7 separate regions of the Mus musculus genome follow, and regions 1, 2, 3, 4, 6 and 7 are each linked to region 5. A link is a loop called in an ENCODE intact Hi-C map of the cell type or tissue named here. Cell type or tissue: heart. All regions are shown on one strand. Links, peaks and the distances in the headings refer to the core of each region. The heading gives the core; the rest is flanking DNA. Region 1 has its middle 24 kb from the start of Gm39364. Region 2 has its middle 17 kb from the start of Gm39364. Region 3 overlaps Dapk2 (death-associated protein kinase 2). Region 4 overlaps Herc1 (HECT and RLD domain containing E3 ubiquitin protein ligase family member 1). Region 5 holds the start of Dapk2 (death-associated protein kinase 2). Region 6 overlaps Dapk2 (death-associated protein kinase 2). Region 7 holds the start of Gm30447.

What was found. Peaks named below come from ENCODE experiments on the same cell type or tissue, not always from the same donor. Only the 100,000 strongest peaks of a DNase experiment are listed, where the experiment ranks them.
Region 1: it touches region 5 in a loop (6-fold over the local background); 12 of 42 quality-filtered maps call a loop at or near these places.
Region 2: it touches region 5 in a loop (4-fold over the local background); 11 of 42 quality-filtered maps call a loop at or near these places.
Region 3: a loop joins it to region 5, with 2.9 times the contacts of the local background. A loop is called at or near these places in 6 of 42 quality-filtered maps.
Region 4: a loop joins it to region 5, with 2.3 times the contacts of the local background. A loop is called at or near these places in 8 of 42 quality-filtered maps.
Region 6: a loop joins it to region 5, with 3 times the contacts of the local background. A loop is called at or near these places in 11 of 42 quality-filtered maps.
Region 7: it touches region 5 in a loop (9-fold over the local background); 3 of 42 quality-filtered maps call a loop at or near these places.

Annotation. Positions count from the first base shown.
Region 1 is chr9:66,274,789-66,279,267 of GRCm38, reverse strand. No RefSeq gene overlaps it. Among named protein-coding and RNA genes, the nearest start is that of Gm39364, 24 kb to the left of the region's middle. In heart, for the core only: no CTCF peak of the experiment used is centred there; DNase peaks (open chromatin) are centred at 2,147 and 3,417; H3K4me3 peaks cover 1,404 bases; H3K27ac peaks cover 1,793 bases.
Region 2 is chr9:66,281,531-66,286,009 of GRCm38, reverse strand. No RefSeq gene overlaps it. Among named protein-coding and RNA genes, the nearest start is that of Gm39364, 17 kb to the left of the region's middle. In heart, for the core only: CTCF peaks have their summits at 1,994 (motif pointing left) and 3,223 (motif pointing left); no DNase peak of the experiment used is centred there; H3K27ac peaks cover 330 bases.
Region 3 is chr9:66,267,756-66,272,234 of GRCm38, reverse strand. Dapk2 (death-associated protein kinase 2) reads right to left here. Exons shown (of 12, transcript NM_010019.3): 10 at 3,467-3,556; 11 at 3,285-3,368; 12 at 1-608. The coding sequence ends at 528. Among named protein-coding and RNA genes, the nearest start is that of Gm39364, 31 kb to the left of the region's middle. In heart, for the core only: CTCF peaks have their summits at 2,074 (motif pointing right) and 3,174; a DNase peak (open chromatin) is centred at 2,034; H3K27ac peaks cover 319 bases; H3K27me3 peaks cover 658 bases.
Region 4 is chr9:66,371,248-66,375,726 of GRCm38, reverse strand. Herc1 (HECT and RLD domain containing E3 ubiquitin protein ligase family member 1) reads right to left here. Exons shown (of 78, transcript NM_145617.3): 2 at 2,986-3,941. The coding sequence starts at 3,915. Among named protein-coding and RNA genes, the nearest start is that of Gm30447, 20 kb to the right of the region's middle. In heart, for the core only: a CTCF peak has its summit at 2,055 (motif pointing right); no DNase peak of the experiment used is centred there.
Region 5 is chr9:66,156,424-66,160,902 of GRCm38, reverse strand. It overlaps Dapk2 (death-associated protein kinase 2), which reads right to left and starts at 2,677. Exons shown (of 12, transcript NM_010019.3): 1 at 2,563-2,677. In heart, for the core only: CTCF peaks have their summits at 541 (motif pointing right) and 2,761 (motif pointing left); a DNase peak (open chromatin) is centred at 2,702; H3K4me3 peaks cover 1,218 bases; H3K27ac peaks cover 1,155 bases; H3K27me3 peaks cover 1,873 bases.
Region 6 is chr9:66,239,257-66,243,735 of GRCm38, reverse strand. All of the region lies in intron 4 of Dapk2 (death-associated protein kinase 2), which reads right to left. Among named protein-coding and RNA genes, the nearest start is that of Gm39364, 60 kb to the left of the region's middle. In heart, for the core only: CTCF peaks have their summits at 270 and 2,529; DNase peaks (open chromatin) are centred at 325 and 2,955; H3K27ac peaks cover 869 bases.
Region 7 is chr9:66,349,877-66,354,355 of GRCm38, reverse strand. Gm30447 reads left to right here and starts at 702. Exons shown (of 2, transcript XM_006511600.4): 1 at 702-3,735; 2 at 3,838-4,031. The coding sequence starts at 3,285. The coding sequence ends at 4,013. Herc1 (HECT and RLD domain containing E3 ubiquitin protein ligase family member 1) reads right to left here and starts at 3,906. Exons shown (of 78, transcript NM_145617.3): 1 at 3,735-3,906. In heart, for the core only: no CTCF peak of the experiment used is centred there; a DNase peak (open chromatin) is centred at 3,915; H3K4me3 peaks cover 2,048 bases; H3K27ac peaks cover 1,242 bases.

The DNA.
Region 1 (4,479 bases), core at 319-4,318, 120 kb before region 5:
CAAGCTTAGGTGATGACTTTCCAGAGTCACCTCGACGGGACGTCTTTCAGTCTTCCTCAGCTTATATACCATCGGGAACTTCATGCCTCATGCAATTAAGGTAGAATTGCATACAGCCAGCTGGGAGGTGTGGATGGTATCAGGGAAGGTCTTCTTCTGTGAGGTTACATCAACAGTCAGCAAGCCTGATCCTGGGGGCCAGGGAATACTCACCTTTTCTCAGGTGCAGTGGATCCAGTGACGTTGACCATGGTTTTGCCTGGAGCTCCATCTTCGTCTTCTGGAACTCTGTCCCATGAAACTGCCCAGGTTCAGGCAAACTTAGGCAGTTGTTCTCTCTATTTGAGAGCTTTGCAGGTATCTCCCACTGGTCCTTACATCCATCCTCCATGTCCGATTCTTTCTTTGACTGGAGTCAAAAAGACTGGCAACTGAGGCCCATCTGTCTTGTCCTCGTCTGGGTAGCTAATAGGTGAAGTAGCAGAGGAACCCTAACATGTCTGGTTCCTTGTGCTCTCTCCCTAGGTCAGGTCCTTGCCTAACCCATTTAGCTTATCCCAATAGTCTGAATTGTCTCCTCCACAGGCTGCCCCACCCAATCCAATGTGTGCCGGTACTTGTGTGGTCGGGAGATCAGCCTTCGGGGGTCATTTCTCAGAAGCCTTTCTCTTTGGTTTTTTGAGACTGGGTCTCTCACTGGGACCTGGGGCTTACCAATTAGGCTAAGCTGGTTGGTCAGTGAGCCCCATGGATCTTTGTGTTTCTGCCTTCCCAGTGCCCGGATTAATGCATACATATATTGCCTTATCTGTCTTAGAAGTTGAACTTGGGTTCTCATACTTATAAGGCAAGCACTTTGCCAACTGAGCCATCTCTCTAGCCTCTAGGAGTAGTTTTTCTAAAGTATCATAGCAGAATCTCTTAAGCAACTTGTTTAGCACCCCCAGAGCTTCTAATACAGGAAAGGTGGAGTGGGCTAGAAAATGTGTACTTCTGACGAGTTTCCAGTTGCTGGCCAGAGACCACACTAAGAGGTGCTGATCTAAACCACAGCCCTAAAGAAGAGTCACCTCCCCATCACCCAGGAGGCTCAAGCCTACATTCGAAGCCATCATCTTCACAGTGCTTTCTTCCTGAGCATACTCCACCAGACCACCCCACCTCCTCAGGAGGTATAAGTTCTTCCTACCTCCGAGTCTCTGCTCAGGTGGGTCCTGTACTGCAGACTCTGTAGACCCATTGCAAACACAAGGCATCTTGTCCTTTAGGAGCATCTCAAAAGCTCACTGGGGCCTTATCCGTCAGAATGAAGGCTCCTTCCTCAGCTCCTGGCTTAGTTCCTATTTCTTCCTGTCATTAAACTGTGAGTTCTGGAGGACCTGTCATGTTCCCGTTTTTGTCTACACATGTGTTAAATGCATGTGACTGCAGAAGACAGAATGGGGGCAATGGGTGGATCTTTGGGGAAATAGATTTGGGCCCAGCCAAGAAAGAACCTGTCAAACGTGAATACGTTGGTAGCTGATTTTATATATATATGTACATATATATATATATATTCGCACATATATTCATACATATATTCACATATATATATGTCATATATATAGTATTCATATATATGGTAGTCATATAGATAAGTATGAATGACAGAGTTTTTCTCTGTAAATGTATGTCCTGGCTGTCCTGGAACTGCTTCTGTAGACCAGGCTAGCCTCGAACTTTCAGAGACTCACTTGCCTCTGCTGGGATTAAAGGCATATACCATCACGGTTTGATTCCAGCTTTTGAGGGAGGGTCTTGTCACTTCCAGTACCTTCAGTAGCACATCATAAATCAGACAAGCTTGCGAGACTCACTTGACGACACTGTGGCTAAGCAGATCCTGGGCACTGTAATTTGTTGCCTGACTAAGGAGGGGAGGGAGAATTTTCCAGAATATGATCTCTTACAGCTGGTGGGGCTTTCCAGGGCTAGCACTGAGTGAAGGCGACTGATGAGGTCTGCAGTTGTTCAGGAACGTCTGCCCTGTTTCCTCTCCAACCAGGAAATGCACCCTCAGGCCCAAAGCCCACAGCTTGGCTACTAAAAGGGTCTGAGAAAGCAATGACCCAGGACCCAGCTGGGGAGGGCCAACATCTCAGTTCGACCTCTGTCAGCCTGTAGGTCTCAGGAGCTTTCCTGTTTCCGCTCCTTCCCGGGTTAACTAAGGTCATAACCTTCTGGAAGAATGCGGGGTCAGCCAGCCCGACTGCAATTTCCTCTCCCTGTGTGTGAAAGGAGATATGTCCAACTGTGACTATACAGAGCCCACAGTCTTGTGACTCAGCAGACTCGAGCGTCCTCAGTCCCATCCCTTGGAATGTCACACAGACAGACAGCTGCAGGAGTTCGATGTGGTCGCCACAGATGCTGCGAAGCCTGGACTCACAGATATCTCTCCCTGAGTCTCTCGTTGGTCAAACCTATACCTATCTATACCAGTACTGGGGACAGAACCCAGGGCTTTGCACATGTGAAGAGAGCACTTTGCCACTGAGCTATGTCCCCAGCCCATGTTTACGGTATTTTTATGGCCTGAATTGTGTTCACTTCCTCCTAAACCCATATATGGAACTTTTAAAGTGACTATATTTAAAGATAGGGTCTTTGTAGGGATAAATAAATAAGATGAGGATATATTATGGACACTAATCCAGCATAACTGGTGACCTTGTTTTTTTTGTTTTTTGTTTTCTTTTTAAAAGACAGACATCTATAGAGAGAAGACCAGGGTGTGACAAATTAAGGAGAAACGCTCAGACAGAGCCAACGCTACTGACACCTTGCAGTGTCTAAAGCTGAGAAAGTAAATTTCTAGTGCATTAAGTCACCCAGACCCAGATATTTTGTTTTGACATTTTTTCACTAATGCAATACTACCAATAAAAACAAGGAAACAGAGTGAGGGAAATTCACCGAGTCCTAGCAACAGGGCTAGGGCTGTGGCTCAGTGGTTGAATGCTTGTCTAGCGCATTCAAGGGCCTGGGCTTAATCTTCAGTGCCACAAAAACAAAACCAAACAAGCAGAATCCTGAACACCAGCCGCTGTCCACCTTGCCCCACCCCCCATTTTACTGAAGTCATCTCTGCTTCTAAAATACAATGTTATTAGTATAGATTTTGCATTTTATTTTTTAAAAAAAGGATTGTACTGCATGTGATTCTCCAAGATTTTTCTTTTTTCTTTTTCTTTTTTCTTCATTTTTTACTCCCCCACCCCCACCCCCAGGAAAAGTAGAATGTGAATCCAGGGCAGGCAAATCTGGGCTGGAGTCCAGATCCCAAGAGCTCCAGCTGGGAGAAGGCAGGCACAGTTCTTAACTTTGCTGAGGCTGGCTTCATCATCCTTAAAAAAGGAGCTCACTTCCCTTACAAGGTTGTGCGCAGGGCTACAGAGAATGCCTCACTGACGCACGGGTCCCTCACAATCGCCGCCTCCCTGGGTTCTGCTATTGTTTTAACTTGAATGGGAGATCTTACAATGTCATTTTGTCCCTAGATAATATAATCAACTGTTTTCTAGATTAAGAGCAAGGGCTGTGAATTCTACTCGGTGAAAAGAGGACTTGGGAATCTGTGTTTCGCTATCCATTAAGAACTGCTGCTGCTGCTGCCTCTGATGGAGGGCAACCGTGGGAGGGAGGGACAATCAAGCCCAGAAAAACTTGAAGGAAGCTCACCAACTGTGCTGGTGCCTTTGAGACAGCAATTAACCACCTCCATTCGAAGCCTTTCTACTGTTAGAGCCCCTAAGCCTGTGAAGGTTTGCCGAGAACCGGACCTTCTTAACAGATGCCAAGTGCGATATTTTGGGGGTTGCAGCAACTGTGAATAGAACAGTATGGGGCTGACATCAAACCGGGAGCAGAGGGGGGTGGGGCTGATGGAAAGAAAGTTCTCTAAGCCTGTGATAGTTGCTGTCCCTTTCAACAACCTAGTTTTCCGCATGTACTCGCTTTGATATCCCAGGGAGCACGGGGCTTGGAGTTTCTTTCCAGAGATCTCATGGTTCACTTGCTTATTTAAATGTGACCTTCTTTTGCTTTCAACATATGCTGGGAGTTTTTGTTTGCTTTGTCTGATGGGCAAATAACTGTATGAATGGAAAAGACAAATGGAATCTGAGATCTGGAATCAAGGAAGATTGTGAGATGAGGATTACAACATAGTGCGTGCTAAAATATTTATATGTGTGTTTGTGGGCTATTAACGTGGCATCCAGCAAGCACACAGGCAGACTTTTGGGAGAGGCACCTCAGAGCTCTTCAAAGAACTGCTCTCACAGAATGTGGTTTTCATCTCTGGTCTTCCACTTTTCTTCAAAGAATGCTGTGACCTCTCAGCCTTGAGGTGTTGGCTTGGCAACGCCTCCTCCCTCAGGGCCAGAACACACCTGTCTCCCCTGGGCTTGTTCTTCCACTCCTGCATCCATCCAC
Region 2 (4,479 bases), core at 115-4,114, 130 kb before region 5:
AACATCGTGCAATTGTAATTTCTGATAAGTCACATGAGCGGCGCCACTTGAAAGCTGATCAGGGACAGAATAATGACTGAAGGTTTCTGACGTTCTGTGCATACAAGAATCAAGAATACCATCTGAAAGCTTACTATCAACACTGACAGTTGACAAGCTGAGAGATCAAATGATACAGATTATAAAACGTCTCTAAAGCCACAATCTGAGATCAACCAATCAAAAAATCAAACAAGGGCTAGCAAGCCACCCAGCAGGTACACACACACACACACACACACACACACACACACACACACACACAAGCACTATGCAAGCCTGATAACCTGAGTTCAGTTTCTAGAGCCAGCAGTGGGAGGAAAGAGCAGACTCCCAAAAAGTGTCCTTTGACACCCATTGTCCCCCACCCTACATTCCATGCCACAGACAGACAGACACACACACACACAATAATAATAATAATAATAAATATAATTTTAAAAATGTAAATCAACCTACATATCAAGTTCAAAGCCAGCCTGGAGTACATGAAACCCTGTCTTAAAAAACAAAACAAATCAATAGAATTTTAAAAGGATTACTGCCAGGCTGGTGAGATGGCTCAGTGGGTAAGAGCACCCGACTGCTCTTCCGAAGGTCCAGAGTTCAAATCCCAGCAACCACATGGTGGCTCACAACCATCTGTAATGAGATCTGACTCCCTCTTCTGGAGTGTCTGAAGACAGCTACAGTTTACTTACATATAATAAAATAAATAAATCTTAAAAAAAAAAGGATTACTGCCGACATAAAGATCTACATAAAACCATCTGTTACTAGTTATCATTTTCACTTGTTTCACCTTTGTTTTTGTTGGAAAACAAAACTGTATGAATTGTTCCTATTTTACTTTAAAATATGTTCACTTTGCAATGTGTACATTTATCATCATATTTGTAGATTACAAAATGAAGTATGGCTAACATCACTAACTTCTCTTCTTTAAATGGCAGGGAGTCTTCTTGAGTGGAAGACTACAGTGGATCTTTTTCTCCCTTGAAGGAAAGAAACACACATGCACATATATGTGAAACACATATGCACATATATGTGTCAGGCAGCACGTATGGAGCAAGGACAACCTGCTGGAGTCAAGCTATCTTCTTCCACCATTTTGGTTTGTTGTTGTTTTTGAGACAGGTCTCACTATATAGCCTTGGCTGGCCTGTAACTCACTTTCCTGAATGCTAGAATTAAAAGCAGGTACCATCATGCCTGGCTGCCTTCCTTGCATCATTTGGATCTTGGAGATAGAACTTGGGTTGTCAGGCTTGTAAGTGAGTGTCTTTTTCCTATGAGCCATTTTAATAGTCCCTCAAAAGCAAGGTTTTTTTAAGCAGCCATCTGTTTTAAAAGAAGGAATATATATATATATATATATATATATATATATATATATATATATATCCATATATATATGTATATGGCTTTATATATACATATTGCTATATAAAATATATATTCATATAAAATCTTGTATGAAGATAGTTATGTATTATGTTTACATGTGTAATATTTAGAAGGATTCATAAATAACTAATAGCAGTAAATATAAGAGTAGATTTTTTCTACATACTTTTTATACAGTGTGTGTGTGTGTGTGTGTGTGTGTGTGTGTGTGTGTGTGTTTGTACTGGAGACTGAAGCCAGAGCTGTGTACATGCAAAGCAGGTACTCTAGCACTAAGCTGCAACCCCAGCTCCTGTTTTATACTTGAAAATTCTTGAACTATATAGATGGCATTTGACTGACTCTGAAAATTAAAACTTTAAAAAAATCTTGGCAGATTTCCACAAAGCCTATGCAAAACATTAAGCCAGACTCTCAAGGGTTTGGCCTGTGGTTGATTGGTTTGCTTGTTTCCCTGGAACCTCTGTTTTAGGAACCAGGTATATCTTACTGGCTTTCAGATCTAGGAACAAAGATCTCAATCAGTCCTTGCAGTGCCACCTGGTGGCCATGACCTCGTAAGGTTCAAGCTTTTCTCTTCAATAATCTTTGGGAGTGCCTATGACCTTGACAGTGGGCAACACAGCACCGTGTAAACTGGCTGAGGTTAGTCTCAGTTGACACACATTGAATGTCCAGGACTGCCTTGTGTGGGTAGAATTCCATACAACTCCTGAAGTTTCATGACCTCTGCCTCCAAGGGGCCCCTCAAAGGCAGCCTACAGTAACAGCACATGGACTTCAAAGTCCAGAACCAAACCCTGGCTCCACTATCTACCAGCCTTGTCTTATTCAGCATAGCTTCCAAGGTCCTCCACTTCCTCATCTGCAAAGGTGGTAGGTAAGTCAGGGAAAGTACACACAAGAGATTAGAACAATGCCTTTGTATAACATGATAAACTCATGTCTTGATAAACATGAGTTCTCTTCCTAGGATTGCCTACTGATAACTTAGCTCTCCCCTGGCACTAGAGAAGGCAGCATGGTTGCTATGCAGGCTCAAGCCTTGGAAATGTTGAGGGAGAAGAAATTTATTTAGTGCCTGTATGTGTGTATTCATGTGGGTGAGCATGAATGTGTATGCATGCATGCACACATACCCATGCACATGTGCACATTATAGCAGGTGTGTGGAGGTTCAAGGGCAACTTTCGAAAGTCATTTCTCTCCTTCCACCATTTGGATCCTGGGCATGAGACTAAAGCTTGGCAGCAGGCACCTTTGCCCACTAATCACCTCACTGCCCTCTCCCCTTGTTTTTCCCAGCTGCTAAGGAAGAAATTAAAAGCTTGGCTATAGGGGAGAAGGAGTTCAAAAGCTGCTGCAGCCTCACAAGGAGCGTCAGGGCATCCCTAGTGCTACCCAGGGGTGCTCCGTCAAGCGAGTCTGCTCCTGGAAAGCAAAGCTCAGTCCCTGTCCCCATCCCCCACTCCCTGAATGAGTGAGAGCCAAATAGATAAGAAATTACAAGGAATAGCCCAGAAGTTGGGGGCACTCAGAAAAACAAATGATGAAGTTGGCCATCTGCCCTTAAAAAGGGATGACTATGCGCCTACTAGTCCCTCATCCCTACCATCAGAGTAGCATCTTCCATTGTAAATCTTTTCAAGGATGCAGAACCTGGGTTAGAAAGATGGCTCAGTGGTTAACAGAGCTGACTGTTTTTCCAGAGGACAAGGGTTCAATCCTTGTAGCTCTCACTACTGTCTGTAAGTCCAGGTGGTCTGATGCCCTCTTCTGGCTTCTGTGGAAACTGCATGCACATGGTGCACACTTATGTGCAGACAAAACAGCAATACACATTGGGGGGTTGAGGTGGGGGGAGATGCAGATGTGTTAGTTTGATTTCTGTTGTTTTTTTTTTTTCACTTTTTAAAAATGAGAACAGTGGGTTTTTTTTTTTAAGGTGTATTTATTTTATTTCTATGGGTACACTGTGGCTGTCTTCAGACACCAAAAGAAGGCACCAAATCCCATTACAGATGGCTATAAGCCACCATGTGGTTGCTGGAAATTGAACTCAGGACCTTTGGAAGAGTAGTCAGTGCTCTTAACTGCTGAGCCATCTCTCCAGTCACCTGTTTGCTTTTGTTTTAAAACAGTAATATAGCTCAGGCTAGCCTAAATTCACAACTCACTATGCAGCAAAAGATAACCTTGAATTCCTGGTCCTCTTGTTTCTGGCTCCAGAGTGCTAGGATTGCAGGCATGCACCAGCGTGTATGGTTTATGCAGTGCTGGGGCCTACGAAAGACCTCAGACTACCAACTTTCCACTGCTGTGACAGAAGGCCTATGATAATCAACAGAAAAAGAAGAAAGGATTATTTGGGCTCACAGTCTGGGAGGTTTAGGTCCATGGCTGCTTGCCTCTGCTGCCTTGGGGGTCTGTGGTGAGACATCATGACAGAAGCTGCTCATATATGACATCTAGAAAGCAAAAAGACAGAAATATTTGGGCATGGTATACACCTGGGTTCCCAGCTCAGGGGAGGCTGAGGCAGGAGGGTTGCAAGTTCAAGGCCAGCCTGGGCTACATAGTGAGCCCTTGTCTCTGAATGCAAACAAAACAAATGCCAACCCCCCTGGAAGCCTTAGTTTCCTAAGCTTTCTCAAGATGGCTGTGAGAACAGAAGGCAATAAAGACCTGGTGTGAGGCAGATGCTTCTAGAATGCAAACCACAGGGTGGGGGCGGGGGGAGTGGAGAGGCACAGGCAGACCGGCAAGAAGGCAGCAGCTGCTGCTGCTCTCTAGCAAGGCTCCTTTGCATTTGGCCGTAGGCAGCTGAAGGGGCCAGACAGGCGGAAAGCGAAGGTGCTTTGCAGCTGGGCAGTGAGGTTTCTTAACCAACCGAGCTTCACAGAATGTTCAGGATGTGGGCCGGCCCCCAGCATGCACTGGGGAAAACCAAAGGACGAGAAACAAGAGGCATGTCACGTCAAGGGCCTTGCTCATCACATATCACATGTCACCAGAGTGGTTGGCAGAGGC
Region 3 (4,479 bases), core at 143-4,142, 110 kb before region 5:
ACAAGAAATTTAATAATAAAAATGAGAAAAAACCTACAACACAGTGGGCTGGCAAGAGGCTGGCAGACACAGTCTGACGTTAAACAGCCTGACTCCTTATGGATTCTGTTAAGTCACAGGATTGGTCCCTCCCTCTAGAGAGTCTTTACTCACGAGCTTGACAGGGTAGGCTCTGTGAGGAAAGCTGCCTAAATCTGACCTTTAACCTGTGGTTAAAAAAAAAAAAGATACTCCTTGAGATCCATTTCCTTAGTCCACACCCAATTCCAGCTTCTGAGGTTAGCAGACAGATGAAAGCCAGTTTTCTGGAGAACTACAAGCCAGAGGAATGCTGGAGGTTCCCCACCGGGAGACAGCCACAACTCCCAGGGTCTCCGGAAAGTTCTGAGTCCTGCAGACTCCTCTCTCTTGCAAAGTGCTCAGGAACACAGAATGTCTGGATCCTGATGTCAAGCAGGGTCCGGGAGCTTGCACAGCAGGGCGGCAGGAACTTGGACCTCCCTGGCAGCCACTGCAAGCTGGGCCAGTTAGGAGGTACTGCTCCTCCTCCGGGGGTGAAGGGCTTTCCTCCTGGCGATGTTCTCCTCTGTGTCACTCTCGCAGTTCCTCTGGGGAGGAGAAAAAGAGGCCCAGGGCAGGGCATCATCAGATGACATGAATGAAGCCACACTGAGCACCCCACGCTCAGAGAGGCAAGCAAGGGGCCGATAAGCTGGGAAAGTGGGGTGATGTCAAAGGAAGCCCTCAGCTCCATCCAGAGGCCTCTGCCATGCAGGAATAGGAAGGGGACTTGAAATGGGACCAAACTAGCTGCCTTGGGGCCTCCTCCTTGGAGTATCCCTGGGGAAACAGGTACCAGGAGGGGCCCAGTTATAGCAGTGAAAATGCCATCTGGTACCATTTGTGCCAGTCAATAATCAAGGCCTCTTGGAAAGGTAGTTTGTGGGACACTGGGTCCCCTGAGCTCAGTCTATGGGGAAGTGGTTGGTCTTTCCCTAAGGTCGCAGGCCATCATTTCAGGCTCTCCACCTCCGCTGGTCTCCACCAAGCCTTCAGCAAGCTTCATGCAAAGCAATCTGAAGGGAAAGACTTCTGAGTTCCACTTTCATGAAAGTGGAACAAAATGTAACCTGTCAGCTCCCACACAGCTAAGGCAAGCTGGAGCAACCACCTGGATGTTACAATGTCTTTCCAGTCTGGTCCCACCAAGTTAAACTAAGTGTTAAAATCACTATTAATGTTGGAAGGGGTTTTGTTCTTATAAGGTTTTAAATTTTTTGTCTGTCTGCCTAATTAGACATGCACACACACACACACACACACACACACACACACACACACACACACACACACACACATATATATATATACTATGCATGCAGATGCCCATGAAGGCCAGAAGAAGGAGTTGAATCCCCTGGAATTGGAGTTACAGGTAGTTGCGAGTCACCATGTAGGTGCTAGGAACCAAACCTGGGTCTTCAGCAAGAGGAGGAAGCACTCTTAACTACTGAGCAATCTCTCCAGCTGCAGTTAATTCAAACTATTAAAAGAATAATTTGGATTTTTAAAAGTCTAAAAATGTTTAATTTCTATGCTTTCTAAACAGAAGGCCATGTCATCTTTCTAAAAACATTATTTTAAGGAAGGTTCAATAGGAAAAACCATATAACATGTAAGTGTCTGAGTAAAAAATGAAAAACAAAAACAACAACAAAAAACTGTATTTTGCACCATGAAAAAGTTAGAAATTGAAATATTTTTACATCCCTTTCTTCAACAACATCACATCAAGGCAAAAGGTCCAAGATCTAGGTCCATGCCTGCTGCCTGTCATACATCCCGCAGGCAAGCCTGAGCCAGTGGGAAATCTGAGGTCAAGATCAACTTAGCCAATACATCCTGGACCAACTCTGACTAGGACAACAAAAATAACTCAGGCTTTGCTGAACAGCAACTTTTTAGAATGAGTCAGAACCAAACAATAAAAGAGTAAGCTGTGTAAACTCGCAGGTGACAAACAGGGATCCTCAGAGCCTGCCAAGTCAGTTCCCTTTATAGTCCATGAGGCTGGTGGCCAGAAGAGGGACTCAGCCACAAAGGCCTCTGGAGCTACCAAAGTCCTGGCAAAAGCAGGAATAAACAAGAGCTCAGTCTATGGAAAAAAGACCCCTGAGGACGTGTTGGGGCTCCGGGGAGTACAGGGATATTCTGGGTGCTGGGGTGCAGGCCCAGTGCTAAGCAGCTTCAGTTTACACAGGGCGGCTGCAGGCAGTTGCTTTCCAGGCCTTTGCTGTGCCTGGAATATATGAACTATATATGAATATATAAATTTATACCTTCTGGACACTCCTGTTCTCTCCACTCAATCATGAGGGAGAGGCTATCTCAGGGAACCCCTACCAACTGAAAAGCTAATGCTGATGCCCATTTCGAGAACTACAGAAGGATTTTAAGCAGCATTAAGGATTGCTAATACACACTGAGCACTTACCCACCAGGCATTGGAGACAGGTCCTCATTTACCCTTAATCACTACCCAACAATGTAACAAGTATTATTACCCCCGTTTTACAAATAATGACATTTTGGAACAGAGAAATTAAGTAACCTCTTCATGGTCACACAGCAGGGAAATGGCTGATCTGAATTCTGGAAAACTGGCTTTAGAGGCCACCCTCTTGATGAGTATATTCCATTATAAGTCTCTTGTTTTAAACATACACTAAAAGCCCTGGGTTCAATCCTTAGTACTATGAAAACATTAAATAAAGAAACAAAAAAACTATAATAAGTATAATATATCATCAAATGCTGCTGATATAGGCAGTCTAAGACAAAATAGGGAAAGTTGGGAAAGGTATAAGAAAGCACCCATTGTACAGAGGAGCTAGGATTGTCTGAAATGGACTTTTTGAGGTGGCATGGTTTGCAGTAGGGTCTCATGTCACCTGTACCCTCCTGCCTTTACCCCCTAAGCGCTGGGATTATAGGTGTGTACAATTATACTTGGCCAGAATAAATTTTGGATGATCTATGGGGCCTATTTCCACAGTTCTCAGGGTCTACTAGCCCTCAGGAAGGGGTGGGAAGGGGAGTGGAATGGCAACTCTTAGGAAGCCCATAGGAAAGGGTTCCTAATGGTCCCCCTGCTGGTCACACTTCAGCCTTCAGGGCAGAAGAGGACAAGGCTTACAGAACAGGCTAGAAATAGTTAATATCCTCCCCCTCCACACCTACAATCCAGGAGCTGTGCCCAAGCAGAGGGCTCTGCATGTACTCACCAGGTCCTCGCTTGTCCTCAGATGTACCTTCTTCATCAGGGAGCGAGTGAGGTGGTTGCACAAGGAGACGATGCTGAAGGACAGCTGAGGGAAGAGAAGAGAGGACTGCTAGCTGAGACGGAGATCTGGGGAGAAGCAGGGAGTCCCTAGGCCCCTGCCCTTCACCCCAGGCCCTGACGTACCTTCCACCGCCTGCGGACATACTGCTTCTTAAAATTCTCCAGGTTGACCACGGACTCTCTGCGTACCATAGCTTGCTGGGTGTCCACCGGCTGAGAGAGAAGACAGCGTGATGGTGTCAACTGGGCTTCAAATGGCAGTTACCCACTTCCCCCACAGAATCCTGGACTGCACACTGTCCCTCAGCCTGCCGCTGACCTCCTTCTCCAGCAAGGCATGCAGTGGGAAAGTCACAGTAAGGGGGAAGCTACAAATGTCTCGCTGCCCAGAAGGTATCCTGAATGTCTCTGAGCTATTATTACCACAATGTAGTACATGTATATACAGAAAGAGAGGGGGAGGGAGGGAGGGAGGAAGGGAGGAAGGGAGGGAGGGTGGGAGAGATGAACGGACAAACAGATACACACACACACACACACACACACACACACACACACACACACACACACACAGAGAGAGAGAGAGAGAGAGAGAGAGAGAGAGAGAGAGAGAGAGACTAACATGACTACCATTTCTAACTGAGAAAAGCTAGAAGCAGCAGTCATCAGTATCACTTTGTGGAGGGGGTCATTTTATGGCAGGGAGCACTAGGCTGGCTCTGGCTTTGGTGAAATACAAGCCTATTGGCAGGTATGGCACTGCTGATACTCCTCTAGTGTTAGAAATAGAAGGAAATAGGAGCCTCGATGGGGCAGGGGCTGGGGGTGTAGGGTGTGGGGGAAGACAGACAGTTGTCATTCACTGCCTGGCAGTCAAAACACGTACTACTCTTCCAAAGGACCTGAGTTTGGTTCTCAGCACCCGTGTTGGGCAGCTCACCATTGCCTGTAACTCCCTGTAGCTTCAGGGGGAGCTAGTGCCCTAGCTGGGTTCTGGGAATAGGACTCGGGTCCTCAGGAAGAGCAGCAAGTACTATTAACTGCCGAGTCACCTCTCCAGCCCCAAGAAGGTCTTCCTTCTGGGCTAATGAACATGTTCTCGGATTAGAGAGTGACAGTGATGATACAATCTTGCA
Region 4 (4,479 bases), core at 163-4,162, 210 kb before region 5:
GATACTCAGTAGACTAACACAGTTGCTTCACACTTTTAAGATCAAGGTAAATAATATCTTACCTCACAAATTATGAAATTACCTCACATGATAATTGAAAAAATATGCAAAGCACCTGATAGAAAACAGGCACTAAAATTAGTTTACTTTCTCCTCACTCCAAATAGTGAGGAGCAGTTAATCAAAGAAGCTGAAAAGGCAGGGTGTAGAATATTATTAAATAAAAAATAAAACACATTATATACAAAGTCTTATATACATATATATAATAATGTTTTCTTGAGCTTATAGAGTCAACTTAAATATCAAGTCAATTTGTGACTATATAAGCAAGCTTATGCTAGAAGATGCTAAAATGTTATATGATAGAAGGGGTGTAGAGTGCTTGCCTAGCACATTAGATCCTGGGGTAATGGAACACAGGGTGTGGGGGTGGAAGGATGAGGCAATAAAAGGCAACAGTGTTATTAGATTATAGATCCTCTAGCTGCTTCTCTCTTCCCCCTAACAGCCAAGCTTTCCTGCAACCTCTTTCCAGGTGCCTGGTAGTTCCATGCCTCCCATTTGCAGCTTTAAGCAAGATTAATCCCCTCTACACATACACACATTCCCACACAGTATCTGACTCCTTGGCTTACAGACTAGCCAGACTAAATCATGTGGTATGGAACTTCCCCCTTCTCAACTAGAAATTTGCAATGTTATGCAATCTCAAGACATTTCCATATTCATATTCATATTCTCTCTCTCTCTCTCTTACACACACACACACACACACACACACACACACACACAAACATCAGCTTCCTTCCTGAACCTGTTGAATCTGACATGCATTTCTTTATAACAAATAGATATTGTGGAAATCAGTCAAGTCCTGGGGCACTCCTTTCCTTCTTTAAAAAAAAAAAAAGGTGAAGAAACCTCTTACTAATTTTGTTCTAGAAAAAAATACCATGGTAAACATATACTGTGGCACACACCTTTAATCCAAGCACTCAGGAGACAGAGGTAGGAAAATCTCTGAATTCAAAGCCAGCCTGGTGTACAGAGCTAGTTCCAGGATAGCTAGGGCTACATGGAGAAAAACACATACAAAGAAAAAAAGAAAGGGAGGGAGGGAGGGAGGGAGGGAGGGAGATAAAGTAACCAAACATTTACAGTTCAGTTCACAAATACAAAACATATACCAGATAAAAAGTTCAATGCTTCTGCTTTGAAAGTGACTGTTTTTAATGAAATACTTTTATTAATCAAAAGCTTTGCATTTCACTTGGTGATAGAGGGAAGGTTTGAAATATGTAAATATAACAAGTGGCATCTTTGTGATTTTAAAATACATTTGTTAGGTTATATTGGGCAATAAAAGGTACATGAACTCACTCTCCCCCCTCCTCCCTCCCTTACAAACACACAAACCTGGAAGGATACTATGGCACATACCTTTAATCTCAGAGGCAGAGGCAAGTGGATCTCTGTGAATTCAAGGCCAACCTGGTCAAGAATTCCAGGTCAGCCAGGGATACACAATGAGACCATTTAAAACACACACACTCACAAGCACACACACACAAAGCAAAAGCAAACAACCAAAACCTGATCAATTTAACTTAACTGAACTTATACCTAAATCAGTTTATAAGTATTTGAGCATTAATATTTTAAAATTCAAATTTTTATTCTTGGTTTTCAAAGTTATTACAGTTCAGTCTTGTAAATTCTTAAAATTTATCATATATATGCTTATTCTTTAATATAATATTCAAGGTTATGAAAGTGTAGGGATTCACTTCTACAGACAACAAACTCTTTACAGACTTCTGCTTAACTCACTACTTCTGTTTATTCAGGTCTCTGTTCAAATGTTACAACTCAGAGTCCCAACCTGACATTAACTAAAACAGCATGCCTTTAACTCTCAAACTATCATTCTCTTCTTTCCTCTTAAAACGTCTCACCTGAAATTATGATCTTTTTTTTTTACTTATTTCTATGTGTACAGGTATTTTGCCTACATGTATAGCTGAGCACCATGTGCATGCAGTGACCACAGAGACCAGAAGAGGGTGTTGGATCTCATGGAACTGAAGTTACAGATGGTTGTAAGTCTCCATGCGGGTATTGGGACCTGAACCTGGGTCCTCTCCAAAAGCAACAAGGTCTTAACTGCTGAGCCATTTCTCTAGTTCCCTAAATTTATGAATTTCTTTCCTGATCACCCTAGCACGATGTGAACTTAGTAAGAGCAGAAATTGTATCTCTAGGGTTGCATCCTCAGGTCCTAAAATAATACTTGAAATATAGTACATAATTTTTGAAAACTAGAAAAAGGCCTGCTATGGTGGTGCACACTTGTAATTGTAGCACTTGGGAGGTAGAAGCAGAAGGATCAGGAATTCAGGGCCAGTCACAGCTACATATCAAGTTTGAGGCCAGACTGCAAAAAAATGGAAAGGATGAGATCGGAGATGCTTTTTAAAAAAAAAAAAAAACTGCTGGGCTGGAGAGATGGCTCAGCAGTTAAGAGCACTGAATATTCTAGAGGTCCTGAATTCAAATCCCAACAACCACATGGTGACTCACAACCATCTGTAATGAGATCTGATGCCCTCTTCTGGTGTGTCTGAAGACAGCTACAGTGTATTTATAATAAATAAATAAATAAATAAATAAATCTTTTTTAAAAAAACTGCCATACTCACTAGTCAAGGTCTCTCATTTTACTCATGAATGTAAAGTTAGGTTAATTCTCCAAATCTACTAAAATAAACTAAGACAAACTAGAAACTCAGCTTCTGACCTAGGGGCCTTCATTGTAATAGCAATATGTGTGAGTTTCCCCCCACAAAGCACAAAAAAATATTTAACCAACTTAACATACCAAAAGAACTCCCAAATCTCTTACAAGAGCCACAAAATTATTAAAAGCAGGGTTGACTATCTAACAATTTTTCAAAGTTGATGCTTGGAATACATGGTACATACCAAAGATCGCCTCATCTGCATTAATATAGCCATAAAGCAGTCAAAGCTGATCATTCCTTCCTGGCTTGACAGTAGTTTGTTTTTCTCCATAGTATATACAACTGCTGAAGCCCCCAAAGCCATTTCTATCCATTCAAGAAGGTATCTCAAAGAGCCTCTCTGAGCTGCTAAGCCAAGCAGCAACTCAGAAGCTAATCGACGACCTAAAGTGTCTGCCCCAGAATTGGGAATAGTTACTCCTTTAAGAAATGTTGTGACTTGTGATAAGCAGTCCAAGCCCATAGGAGGAATCTTGCTTTCATTTGCTAAAGACAATGGAGGCAAAGAGCTCACAACTTCAATTGCAGTATGAATAACGTCGTTGCAGAGACTGAGGCCAGGTCCCGACACAGGCATCATCCAACTCTGTCTCAGAAGTGCAAATAACAAACTTAGACCAGTTCGGACACCCATTTCTATAAGTGCATCAGTGCTTGACCGGGGGCGTTCACTGACAGAATGGACATCTGCTGAACCAGAGCTGCTCTCCGGAGAATGCTGCTGCTGTTTCACTTTGCCTTTGTCATGGTACTTATTAGAAAGTGCATAAAAGACACGTTGGAGTACAAGCAGTCGTTTTCTTAGCGCCCCAGCAAATGGAGAATCTGAACATACCATCTTTGCTAGTGCTAGCTGGCTGCTAAGAAGGGCATCCAAATAATGGTCCTGCTCATCACTTGAAAGAGACTCACGTTCAAAATCAGGCAACTGTGGTCCTTTGAGGCATAAAACCTGTTGAGGCAAAGGTACTACTTCCTTATTGCTGATCAGTTTAGAATACAAAACGGTAACTCCCTCTCTTGTAGCAATAGATTCACTGTCCTCTGTGATCCAGGAGCTATTCAGATGTTCAAGCCATTTCAGTTTCACTGGTGGAACCATAGTCGCCATGTTGATTTACTCTTCAGCCATTAGTTCTACAGAGAAAGAAAGGGAGACAATGAAAAAACTAGAACAGATGACTCCTAGAACGTTTCTGAACTTCCATCTAATATTACATTCAGTGGTTTCAAAACTAGTGAGATGCTAAACCTTAGGCTTCATTTACATAGTATATGCAATGGTTATATTTTAGCTTTGATAAATGTATCAAATATAAGACATTAAATAAGACAGAAATATGTAAAGGTCTTTGGAACTAAAAGGTGCAAAATTTTAAAAAGTTAGTTTAGAAAATGGTATTTCATTCTTTCATTTTAAACCAGGGTGAGGGGTATGTTCCAGGCAGAGTAATGTGAAGCCCCATGTTTGACCGGGGGAAGGGGAAAGAAAGGGTATCTGAATGGTTTGGTTGATAAAAATCTATGTGACATAGAATAAGAATTTTTAAAAACTTAGAATCTGAACTCTCTTAAGAAGCCTGCACCCATATCTTGGCTGTATGCTAGCCTTTCTTTGGCATCTCTCTTTCCCTTAATGCCTGTGTTTCTTAACAAATTCTGTTTGTTTCGTGAA
Region 5 (4,479 bases), core at 292-4,291:
GGGTGGAGGAGAGATCTCAGCTATCAGTTACTTTTATAGAAAGCCCGAGTTTCCATCCCCAGTGCCAAATGCACTGGGTATGGTTGGCACACACCTGTAATCCCAGCACTCAAGGTGTGCCTTGAGTTTCAGGCCAGTGTGGGCCATAGGGTAAGACCCTATCTCCAAGAAGAAAACGAAATGGAGAATTAACAGTGTTGGGGATTCAGCTCAGTCTGTAGAATGCTTGCCTAACAGACACAAAGCAGCCTTGGCTTCGATCCTCAGCACTCCATAAACCAGGAATGGTGGCTCACAGCTATAATCTCAGCACTCCAGAGGTAGAGGCAGGGGGACCAGAAGTTCAAAGTCACCCTCGTCTACATAATGAGTGCAAGGCCAGCCTTGGATATATGAGATCCTGGGGTGAGAGGCATGGAGTAAACTAATATCTACTTTCTTTTTTAGACTGTTTTTGTAGAATTATTTCTCTGTAGGTGTATGGTTGTTTTGCCTGCATGTTTGTCTATGCACCACATGTCTGCGGTGCCCAAAGAGGCCAGAAGAGGGCATCAGATCCTCTGAACTGAAGTTACAGATGATCATGAGCCACCATGTTGGTGCTGAACACTGAACCCAGGTCCTCTGGAAGAGCAGCCAGTGCTCTTAACCACTGGGTCATCTCTCCAACACCCTAAGAAAGATCTTTCTTATAAGTAAGATGACATATGTGAAATGCTTTTGGAGCCTCACTAAGGCAAAGGGTGTAATATTCTCACCTCTGTCCCCTAGGGAGTAGCTAACATAAGCAGGTACTATAAGGTAATATAAGATGGTAATTTCCAGTTAGGGCCCAGGCTTCTTGCTCATGGCTACAGCTCAGATACTCCATACGAAATGAAACACCCGTGGCAGCTCATCACCCTCCCATCACACCTCCACAAGAGCAATTCTCATTTCAATTGATAAATTCTCAGAGTCAAGTGCAGTAACTCGAAGGTAGAGTTATAACCACCAATTTTGAGAAGCTGAAAACCACATATCAGAGGCAAGGCACATGACTATGCCTTTTGACCCGAGACTCAGGCTACCTTGCAAAGATGACACCCATCTGGATGTGAACAATCCTCCCAAGGGGGCCCTGGGAATTCTCCTTCCTACCCATGGCCTTAATGGCAAGCAACACTCTAGGAGGTAACATAGACCTCCTGGGACCCCACAGAAAGGGACCTCCCAGTTACCTTTCCAGTTTACTCTCTTCCTCAGAAGTCAGCAGGCTGAGGAAGTGATACAGAGCACTCCCATCCCACGGTATCCTTGCTGTGGACTGGGGTTTGGGGTAAAAACTTAACATTGAAACAAAAGTCTGAACCCACTGGGATCGGGTCTAAGTCACTTGTTAGACAAAAGGAGAAATCTGAGGTCCAGAGAGGGAAAGGGACCTTTCCACCATGGCACAGCTAGGCCATCAAACTTCCCAGGGCTTCTCTTGATACCCACACAACTCCTCCATGGATGGCTCAGGACTGGAAAGCCAGTGGCTTCTGGGAGAACAGTTCCAAGGAGAAGGTGCCCAAGTTTGGCAGGGACAGGCAGTGGTTTGGAACACGTGCGCACATACACACACACATGAAGAATCCTCAGACTCAGGTCTGGGGAAACTGCCAGCAGTGCCAGCAGAAGGGAGGAGACTCTAGCATCACAGAACCCCTTTGGATGATCCCTGATAAGGATGTTGGGGCTCAGAAGGTCAGCCACCTCCCTGAGTTGACATGAGAAAAACTCAGTCTTTTAATAAAAGGTTCAGCTTCTTTGGGCAGCCGGACTGTTTGCCCCCCACATCTAACAGAATAGAAGGCTCTAGAGAAGCTGTCAGGGTTGGCTGGTTTATTCCCTCCAGCAGGTAGTTTGTTGTCCCGGGGCAACAGATACCCACCCATTCCTGACACTTCAGTCAAGCCTCCAAAGACAGCTACTGGTCTATCAATACCATGACTTTAGATGCCAAAAACTTAACCGGCGGGCAGGTGGAGACAGGGAGGGCTTTGAACCCAACTCTGAAGCAGTCAAGGTACCAGCCACTTTTAGTCAACAAAATTCCCCTAGGATGCCAAGCCAGTTAGTTGGGAACTAGTGTCAGAAACCAAAAGAGCTGCCCCCAGCTACCTTTAGATGACAGGGAACCAGGGAGTGTCCCTCCACCTGCCCGCAGCTGTTAGGCCACACTGGAGGTTCATTTCACAGGAAGCAACCTCCCGGGCTGAGGCGGGGAGGAGGAGGTGTGAGCCCACAGAGGCTGGGCTTGTTTCTCTCCTATTGGGGACTTTTGAGGGGGCCAAACTTGATGCATGGTTGTTTCCATTCTCCTGCCCAGATGTCAGGCCTCTGTCCGTCAATCCCCATCCCGTCTCTGGGACCAGAGTGTCAAGCTTAGGAGGCACCCCGAGGTAGTAGTAGCCTGCAGACTGGCCTCCGGGTGCCGTCCCAGCGCACAAACCACAGAACGGCTATATCCTAGACAGGCAATGCCCGACCACCCCAGCCACTGCTGCCGTCGAATCCCGCGGCCCGGGCGCTACTCACGGCGAAAGGCTGCGCTGCATGTGCGGAGAGCTGGACGTGCACCGGGGCGCGGCGGGGTGCGCGGCGCTCCGCTCTGCTCTGCTCCCTGCGCCCGGCGTCCGCCCGCAGAGCCGCCGAGGAGCAGAGGGGGCGGAGCGGCCAGCCCGGTCCCAGGCGCCGGCTGGAGGCGCGCCCGGACACTCGGCCCGGAGCTCGGGGCGCCCCCTGCTGGAACCCCCGCGGGACCGCCCCGAGGTGAGGACTTGGATGCTCGTCCCTTCCCGCCCTGTCTCTCACATGCTGTGCCACCTGGAACGAATCAACTTGAGTAAGCTAATGATCAACGCACTTCACAACCCAGCACAATTGCCAGAAAACAGAATTTCTCTGCCCTTCGTCCCCACCCACGCACACCCTGACTGATCAGATTCTCTGGGGACCTCGCTCCACACAAGGGTAGGAAGCTCTCATGTGCCCCACTCATTCCCGGCCCAGCTTGAAGACTGCCCATATTTGCCTATTACCACGCCAACCCTGGCACCATTCTTGAGTGTAGTCCGTGTATCACCATTAAGCCTGTCTTAATGAAGGACTTGGGAGTTGATTCTCCCTTCCTTTTGCAAATTATCAGAAGGAGAAAATATCAGTGGTAGCGTTGGTGGCTGGAAACAAAACTGAAGTTCAATGGTCTCCATTCAAGACCAGAGACATTTTAAGGATGGCCACCTAGAGCCTCCAGCCCTAAGTCACTGTGACAGCTAACACTGTCAATGTGACTGGATTTACAATCAGGAGATAAACCTCTGGGTATGCCTATAGGAATTTCTAGATTGTGTTTCCAGAGCTTTAGTGAGACCAGCCCTAGATGTGCACAGCAATGGTCCACGGGCTGGGGTCCAGGAATTAAAAAAAAAAAATCGGTGAGGAGAAACTGGCTAGTGAGGGCTGCTCTTCTCTGACCATTGCTGCAATATCTGGGACAGCCTCCGGGAAGATCCCAGACCTTTGCGTGTGACCTTTCAGATCTGTGCAGTTTAGAGGGCTCTCTGTGAACAGAGAACCAGGATTCACCTCATATTTCTCTCTCCCTCCCCCTCCCCTTCCCCTCCCCCCCCTTCCTGAGGCTGGGCACAATGTACCCAGCTGCGCCACGCTCCTGCTGCCATGATGGACTATACCCTATACCTTCTAACTGTGAGCCCGTTCTTGAGTTGCCTCCCCCACCCCTTGAGTACTTTCTCACAGCAACAAGAAAAGTAGCACAGATCCCCCCTTAGGGATCCTCCCTAGAGCTAAGGATGTAAGATTCTGAGTCATGGGTGTAGTCCAAAGTCCTGCCCTATCATCCATGTGTGGTCAGCCACCAGAAAGTGGGAACAACAACCCTTCTGGTAGCTTCCAGTGAAGTCCTGAGTAGCACTGGCGGAGGGTGACATGTGAAATGTGCCCAAGGAGCACACTACCCCTCAGCCTTTTCAACACCAGGAACCCTGAAAATGCCACTGAGTACCGCCCAACTCTCTCATTGTGTCTTGAACAGTCTCAGGGAAGATCCCAGACCTTCACTTGCGTGTGACTTTCAGGTTTGTGCAGGTTCTGGGGTTCTCCTCAGAATAGCATGCTAGAGAGAAGTAGCTACCATCTGATGGCTTCTGAAGTCAGTGGACAGAGGGAAGGACACACACACACACAGTGGCCACCACAGTAGCGAGGTCCCTCATCCTCCAACCAGCCCCAGATACCTCCTCCCCCATTTTTAAGTCTGTTGCTGTGTGACAAACCATCCTAGCCTTGCTGATACAAAACACAAATTTCATTATGCTCCTGCATTCCTGGAGTCCACTCTCTTAAAGCCACTCTACTCTGAACCCTGCCACCTCAGTTCAATTCTTTCTTGTCATTTTCCCTGACCATGTCGTAACTATGATTAAGGTTCAC
Region 6 (4,479 bases), core at 182-4,181, 83 kb before region 5:
TTTACTCAAGGGAACTGAGGCCCTCCCTCAAATTTTTTCCTTTTTTTTTTTTTTTTTTTTTTGTTTGTTTAAATAACACGTTTTCTTTTGCATTTTTAAAGCTCGTTTATTTTTCTTGCCCTCTAGAGATTACTCTCAACTTTATTTTGAACATGTGTCAAAGTCCTTTCCCAAGGCAGATTTTTCAGCCTCTGCTGAAGGGAGTGTGAGGGCAGAGGAGGTCAAGAGAGAAGATTCAGGCAGGCGGCCCCATCCCAGTGTTCCTGGCCCAGCACTCTGCTGGCTGCCTCAGGAACACTGCTGCTGTTCCTGCACTGAGCTACATCCTCCCCACTCTCCACTACTTCCCTGCCAGGAAGCGTCATTTCTCTTCTACCCACATCATTGGCCACCTTGTCAGGAACTTCTCTAGGGATGAGGCCCTGAGACCAGGCCCTACACTATCCTGACCACCTCAGCTCAGAACCCATCTCAGCACAATGAATGCAACGGAATCCACGAGCCACAGAGATGGACTCCCCAGAGCCTAGAGGTTCAGGACTACAGAGCAGCAGAGACGAAGCATCAAAGAACTGAGGCTGACATCTCTAGGGCATTGCCATCCTCAGAAAACAGGCAGCCTTGGATCTACTTACATCTGTGGCTACAGTGGAAATGGCCTGTCCACTGGCTTGGACAGATGGCAGACTACATCTTCTTACCAGAGACCCATCTGTTTCCAGCAGTTTAGAGCACTTTCCCTGCCCTGCCCTGCCCCTAAGCTGGTGCTGCCCATTCACATTTCAGTTAAGACAGTCAGTCTCCTCCAAAAGGTCTTCCTGACAGCCCTCTCCCTTCCCGCTCCCAAACACCCTGCACTTCCTCATTATAACACTTTCTTAGGTCCAAAGCTAGAGCTCTCTGGTTACTTGTCTACCGCCCTCCAATGGGCATCAACCTTCCTAAGTGAGTTGTTCTAGCATCTCCCCAGAGCTTAAGAGAGAGCCTGACAGCCACCAAGCACTCAGTACGTGTTCCCTGAGAGAAATCAAGTACCTTTTATCAGGCCGGTTAAATATGCAGGGCCTGGCACCAACCAATCACACGGTATAGTTTACACCTCGCTCAACTGCCTGGAGCAGAGGGTGCTATCTTTCCTTTCTTGCTGAAAAAGAAGCCAAGGGACACAGAGATTTAAGCATCTATCTGTCGTACCCAAAGCTCTTTCTCCCACCCTCTAGACTAAATGATCCCTTTCCCTGCTTGAGCTGGGGAACCCATGCAGACTAGTGTCTGGAGCAGGCATCCACCTTCCCCCACAGGATGGCCTTTCTTCTGTGGATGCTTTCATGCAAATGAGCATCCTCCAAACCCTGTCCCTAGCCTGGCTTTCAGGCCTTCAAGAGCTCCTACGCTAGCTGCTCTCATCTCAGACAAGAAGACTGAATATCAGGGAGGGATGTTTGGAGAGCCTTAAGCTTCCAGAGGACCAGAGTTGAAATCTCAGTGCCCATGTCAAACTGGTCACAATAACCTGTGACTCTAGCTCCAACAGACCCGACGCCCTTCTCTAGCTTCCAACGATGCTTGGATATATGTGCCATTATATACACAGGGATATATATAAATAAAAATAGAAAATGAGGAGTTCTAGGAGGAGAGATCCCAAGTTAGGTATACACAAAGAAGCACAGCCTAAGGTGTTCAACCAGGGAGATGGCCTTGGGGCTGCAGGAATACTCTGCTAAGTGAGAGGACTGGGACCTCACCAGCCACTCAACGGGCTACTTGAACTATTAGTTGGCCCTGTATACTCAGACTGGGCGCAGACAGGCCATTGGCTCCCTGCCACCAAATGATATTGCTACCTCCAGGCCATTAAGGGATTCTAGGCTAGCCAGCAAACACGGGCCCCCTTATCTGCAGTTTTTATAATTCTTTCTTTTGCCGTCCCAGCCTCCAGTAACAGCCCAACCAGTTCCAGGGACCAGAGACTCATTTGGGTTTTCCATAGGATCCTGGCAGCCCCTCCCCACCCCGAGAAGTAGATGCTACTACCATTACCATTTTACAGATGTAGGAAACTGAGGCCCAGGGAACTAAAAGACTTGCCCAAGGCCCATCAGCATGATGGCAGGAGAGTTTCTCTGGAAGTCCTGCTCCTAATCTTACCCCATCAACCAGGCTTGTTAAATATCCCAGTGGTCCCAGTGACCATCAAAAGCTCCTTTTGAGAACTGAGGCAATCAGATCTCTGAACCAGCCCCAGCCACAACCCCAGTTACCTTTCCAGCCTTCTGGTAGATCTCACATCTAGACCTGCTCTCATCCCACAGGGTGAGCACCACCATCTCAGACACCTCAGATCGCCTCTGGATGCAGTGCTACTTGTCTAGTGGGTGGCAAGTAAATCTCCCCTAGGTAAATTCAATCCCATTAAAGGTTCCTGGTGTTGCCTCTGCTATCTTACATTCTGCACATTCATATTCATGTAAATGCAGTAAAAGAATTCCAGCCAGGGTTTCCTCCTCTGTCTGGTTGTATAAGCCACCACTAGGAGTGCCAGAGAGCCCTCCTGGCTAGCTGTTAATAGGGCTAAAATATGGTCCGAAAGGCAGCCTGAGATCCAGCAAACTGGCAGTTCCCCAGGTTGTGGTCTCTTATTCCACCTCCCCGAATAGAAAAGGAGCCCAAGCCTGGGGCTGGGAAACAGTTTCAGGTCCAGGAGCAAAAGTAGAGTGCTTAATAAACAGGCCATTTCCTCTCTTTGGGTCCAGTTCCCTACTCCACAGATGTCATCCTAAGTTCCTTTAGCAGTTTTGATGTGACACATAATTCCAAGCTAGCTGGGCAAACGTCTGCTGCTCTGAGCCCCAAGGCTAGCCATGAAAAGGATCCTGTGCCTCTGCCTCAGGTCAGGAAAGAAGAGTAGGCCACGGTAGCCACAGGAAGCTGGGCCCCCAGCCAGACTGCCCCGTGGGTAGCACAATCCTGTCCATCCTCCTTGCCCCAGTCATCCTCGGCCAATGGTATTCAACCAGGTACTTAGCCCACGCAGCTGACATCACCTGCAAAGCATGGCTGGAGGAGGCACTGCATTCTTTAGGTGCTGCTGCCAGCCCAGAGCCCAGAGAGCTGCCACAGGGGGATGTGGTGGGGTGGGACTGCCCCACCTGTCAAAACAAACATGCCTGGCTTGGCCTGCCAGTCAGGCAGGCACTCTGGGGAAAGCCAACATGTCTGTTAGAGGTGCCTGCTGTGATACCAACTGGAAGCTGGTTCCATGGGACCAGCACAGCATACCCTATGGTTGGAACAGGATGGAGGCAACCTTGGGGACCATGCAGTCAAGGGCAAAAGACAAGGGCTTGGCGTCAGGCAGCTCTGAATTCGCTTCTCGGCTTTGCCACTGAAAATATGAATTGGGGGCTGAAGAAATGGCTCAGTGGTTAAGAGCACTGACTGCTCTTCCAGAGGTCCTGAGTTCAATTCCCAGCAACCACATGGTGGCTCACAACCATCTGGAATGAGATCTGATGCCTTCTTCTGGTGAGTCTGGAGACAGCTACAGTGTACTCACATAAACACGCTTCATAGGTCATAGCATTGTTCTGTGGCTTCAGAGAGAGGTTTATGCGTGAAGGGGCTGTAGCATACTGGCTAAGCTGCCCACAGTAGCTGAGAGTCCTCTCTGGGAGTGGTACTTGACACTCTGTTCAATCACGAGAGTCCAGGAAGGACATGGGCTCTCACAAATCATCTTTCCCACACTCCCACCTCCCATTTCCCTTCCCCACCCTGTTTTATGCTCCAGCCTCACAATGCTGGGTCACAAGGGATCTCAGAGGTCAGTCAGTCAGTCATGTTGTGGAGAAGCCCAAAGAAGTCGAGTTGCTGCAGAAGAGGCAGAGCTCAAGTGCACTGAGCCACAAGTGCCTTGTTTGGCCTGCTTGCTGCTAGGTGAAGCTGAGGCCCGGCTGAGCTTGTGTTATTCAAACAAGAAAACTTCATGGGCAATCCAAGTCCAGACCCAGATTGGTTAGACACCTCTGGGCAACCTGAGAAAGCAAAACTGGTCCATCATAAACAACCCTGACCCACAAGCCTTCAGTATCACAAGTGCCCAGCCCCCATTATGTCGGCCATTCAAAGACTTCCTGGTCCCATGGCCCCTACTGCCAGCTCAGCACCCACCTCACCTCCACTACCTCCACCAACACCACCCAAACCAGCAGTTTATTCTGCTAGATAACCCCATCCTAATAGTTCCCCTCCCGCCTCACTGCACAGACTCCACACCCACACAGGAATGTCTGTGACCCATCCCTCCAACACACTAACGGTTCCCACCTCAGGGCCTCTGTCATCACTACACAGCCTCTGGCAGAACACCACCAGCGTGATAATCACTTCCTTACGTGTCCTGCCCACATTGCCCCAGGAGGAAGTCAGGGTCCTTGCCTCTTACTGTTATCTCTAAGCATCCAAGATCGGCCAGCC
Region 7 (4,479 bases), core at 284-4,283, 190 kb before region 5:
TTGACAAAAGGAAATCATGAGTAAAAAGGGTTAAAAATCCTGCATTGTATTAGCTTATAACCTACCCATAATATAACAGATGTTTAATATTTAGTAGACTGTAAACAATTATTTAACTCAAGCCAAGCGTGGTGGCTCACGCCTTTAATCCCAGCACTTGGGGGGCAGAGGCAGGCAGATTTCTGAGTTCGAGGCCAGCCTGGTCTAAGAGTGAGTTCCAAGACAGCCAGGGCTACACAGAGAAACTCTGTCTGGAAAACAAAACAAAACAAACCAGGTGAGGTGGTCAGTAGCTAATGGTGCCTCTCATCAAGGCTTTCAATCTGAGTTGGGTCCCCAAGATCCACATGGTGGAAGAAGAGAATCAACTCCTACAAGTTGGCCTTTAATCAACACACACACACACACACACACACACACACACACACACACTGTGGCCAAAACTGAAACAATGTGAACAACATAATGCTATTATATTGGACAACAGTCTGTAGAATCAAATGAATATGCACACTACCATACTGATATAAATAACTAAATTAACAAATGTCCTTTGACAGATGAAGTCCAATTCATACATATCAGAATAAGGGAACTACAAATACCATAACCGTATATTTTACAATACAAACAAGGGGAGAAAGTTTGAGCAAAACAGTCTATAGTTTTGAAGAACCTCCTACAAGATATAAATATATCAAAGAGAATACAAAGGGACAAAGAGTACCCTCTCCTAGACTATCCCAATAGAAGCCACCAGAACAAATGATCAAGGTTAAAATATCATTAGTAACCAGGCACATCAATAACATGGGCCCCCTAGTAAAATGCATTGATACAGAGTGTTATAATCAAAACACACAAAACTTCAAATCTAATCATGAAGAAAAAAATCAAATGAGCCAAAAATGAGAGTATTTTTACAAAAAATAAAAATAAACAAACAATATTCAGAAAGTTACGAGAAACCTAGAAATTGGTCAGGATTAATGACTCTGACCCAGAGACAGTCAGATCTCTATGAGTTCAAGACCAGCCTGATCTACAAAGTAAGACCCCCATCTCAAAAAAACCAAACAAACAAAACAAGCCAGTATGGTATCACATGCCTGTATCCTCAGTATTCTCAGTACTTGGAGTAGCAGGAGGATCAGGAGCTCATGGCCAGTCTCAACTAGAGTCAAAATCAGCCTAAGATGCACAAGCTCCTGTATCAAAAAGAAAAAATAAAAATAAACCTAGCCATCATCTGATTCAGCATCACATTTATTTGCTGGTAGATCTCCTCTGGAATTTAATATTCCCATTAATTTTTAAGGGCCAGTAGAAAAAAATAAAGTCATCAGAAAGTACCTATTAGGTACCTATTTTGTGCTCCTTTTAGTTTAAAAGAAAAAAATACTAGCTGAAGTGGCTTTGCTGACTTTACAATCTCCTTTTTAAATGACTCAGCCAATATTCTCTGTTCAAGATCTTGATAATATTTAGAAGGTATCCCTAGCAACCTGTTTTGTGGGTATACTAAGACAAAGTTTTATATATGATGAAAAATAATTGTTTGTTGTTTTTATGGTTGATTACCTACAAAATTTCAAGGGCTTGTTCACGTGCTTTGATCTCTCTCACATAGCCAAGACGCCTGAAAATCTTGATCATTCTGCCTCCACCTAAAGCTCGAGTTTGGTTTCACAAGTGTGCTTTTTACCTAACACAATTTTCCCTTATCACAAATACAGCATCAACATTATCACTTACAGTCTAAGAGTCCACTTTAAAATCAGCTGCCCACTGAACCCAGGCATTTTGCTCACAACACCAAGACTTTTCACCATGTATTACATGCGTCTTCTACTAACCAATCCAACACCAAAAACAGCACGTCCTCCTCTAACGTGTTATCCATTTCAATGCGTTATCCATTTAAATAAAATATTTTCACATGTTTACATTAATGAGACGACTATGTGATGCATTTGCTTCTCCTCCATATACCACCAGCACGACTGCACAGAGAAAATACATAACCAGCAAATCAATGCATCCATGTTGAAAGGAACTGGCAAGACCAGAAATTTAAGAAGCAAAGTGATAAGAACCTTAGGGAAAGCAAAATTCATACAAGTTGCTGATTCCAAGAGGCCTTAAAAGGCCATCCATTTCAATGACAACTGATAATCTATCCTCCTTTTGAAAGATGCCAGGCTTCCAACCTGCCATACAATCCGGTCATGTGATTTGGGAAAAATATAATTGACTGTTCTTTGTCCTACATTATGCTGTTTTTTTTTCTCAAACTACATGACAAAATATTTTAACCTATTTCTAAAATATACAGATTTACAAGTGCAGAGGACAAGCATGCATTGACACGTGCATTTATGCATAATACGAGCACTCGGGACATTCACTTTTGCTTGTATAAACACACAGGTATGTAAACATATAATCAAAGGCACATCACCATCAATTTTTTAAAAACTTTGAAGCTTACTTTCTCCTCATCGCAATTAATTTTTCTTTTCTTTATATAAACACCGGCCCGATTTAGAGGACTCATCACACAAAAAAAGAAAAACTATAAAAATAACTCAGATATTATATCCAAAAAGAACAATGTTAAGGTTTGACTTTTAAAGCTATTTGAGCAACAATCATTTTGAAAGAAGACACAATGAAATATGGTGACGGCTGGGAACAGCCAATGATAATGAACAAGTAACCCGGCTTAATCAAGTGGGCCAAAGGAATGGTTCAAATAAAACAAATCATTTTGGGAACATACATAAAATAAGGAAGTACCATTCAAGGACAAGCTAGGTACTCTTAAAAAACAAAAGAGTCTGTTAGAAATATATCAAAATATTAACAGTGAAATGCTATCTCTGGAGATGGGTTATTAATTCGTTGGAATTTATCACTCTTGATTACCTATACACCTTCAAGGTATTACACACATTTTTAAAACTAACGCAAATGGAGATTTTTGTCCCTGTGCTTCACAGCTACCATACACATGCATGCATAGTACATACATACATACATACATACATACATCGCGTCTTTACATAACCTCCTGGGAGAGGTAGGTACCAAGCTTCTGTCCTCGTGTCTCCTGGGAACCTGCCACCCATCACTGTTCCCAGGGTTAGCTCCTGTCATCACCACCATCCACCTCTCACCCTGGAGACTACACAACTGTCGCCTCGTCTCCGCTCCAGGTAGCAAGGGCTTTAGAAATTGTTATTTTATCCGAAGAGAGATTCAGAGAAAGGTTTACCGAAAGGATGAGCAGCCCCCACCCAAAAGCGCAGACGAGGAGAAAGACGCACGGTCTCAACCTCCACCCCTCCGAAGTCGGCCGGCGACAGGGAGCACCGGAGTCGCGACTCTCCTCAAGAGGAAGAGATGGGAGAGCCGCTCCCCAGTCCCAGTCCCAGCTAAGAGAGACGCGCTCGATAGCGGATAAAGGGGAGAAGGTCACAGACGCGACCCCTGAGGCGCTGAGGGGCGCAGACTGCAAGCTTATTCAGGGGCGGGTCCCTCCCTCCGGCAGGTGGCTCGGCTTCCAACAGGCTTCCAGGGGGCCAGGGGTTCCTCGGGCCTCCGCCCGCCGTCCACCCGGAGCCAGCAGTCCCGCTCGGCGGGCGGCCCCGGAACGGCCCCGAGCGGCTCGGCCGGGCCAGCCGATCACACACTCGGGAGGTCACGATGGCGAAAGAGAACGTGTTACCTACCGTACGTGGGTCGGGAGCTGGCGGCGATGGGGTGCGGCTCCAGCACCCGGCACCCGGCTGGCCAGCGGCCGCGCTAGCCGCGTCCTTTATATTTTTGCTGCAGCGGCGGCGACTTGTCAAAGGGAAAGACGTAAGAGGCGGCGGCGGCAGCGGCGGCAGCGACGGCGGCAGCGGCAGCGGCAGGCGAGTCTCGCGGGACTTATGAGGGAACTCTCGCGAGATCAGAAGCGCTGGTCCTGCCTCCTCCGGGCCTCGCGCGGGAGGTGGGAGGCAACCTGAGAGGAAAAGGGAGAGAAGATGCCGGCTTAGGCAGTGATGGGAAAGCGATGAGTACATCGCCGGCCGGGAGACCCTTCCTGTGAGGGTACTGGGGACACTCTACCGCCCCATGTCTCTTAACCGCTGGGTCCTCGCGGAGTCACGTGTGCCCGTAGGGAACTATCAATTGGGGGCATTTCACAAAGGGCGCTGAAGGATCAGGCGAGCGTGGATGTGTTCAGGATGAGTACGGGACAGTCTGCAAGAGGATCGGGGTCCGAATGCTGCCGAGGCCTCGGGGCTGCCGAGGACCGAGAGAAAAAGCTGCGGCCGGCCACACCCCTTTATCTCGGCTGCTTGCCGGGCGCTCTACTCCCTTTATCTCCCATCACAGTCTGCCCTTAACCTTGTGGCTGGTTAAGTTTACGCCCAAGCAAGTGTTTAAGTTGACCAACTTCTGCCCTGTCTGAGGAACACGGGAGGATTG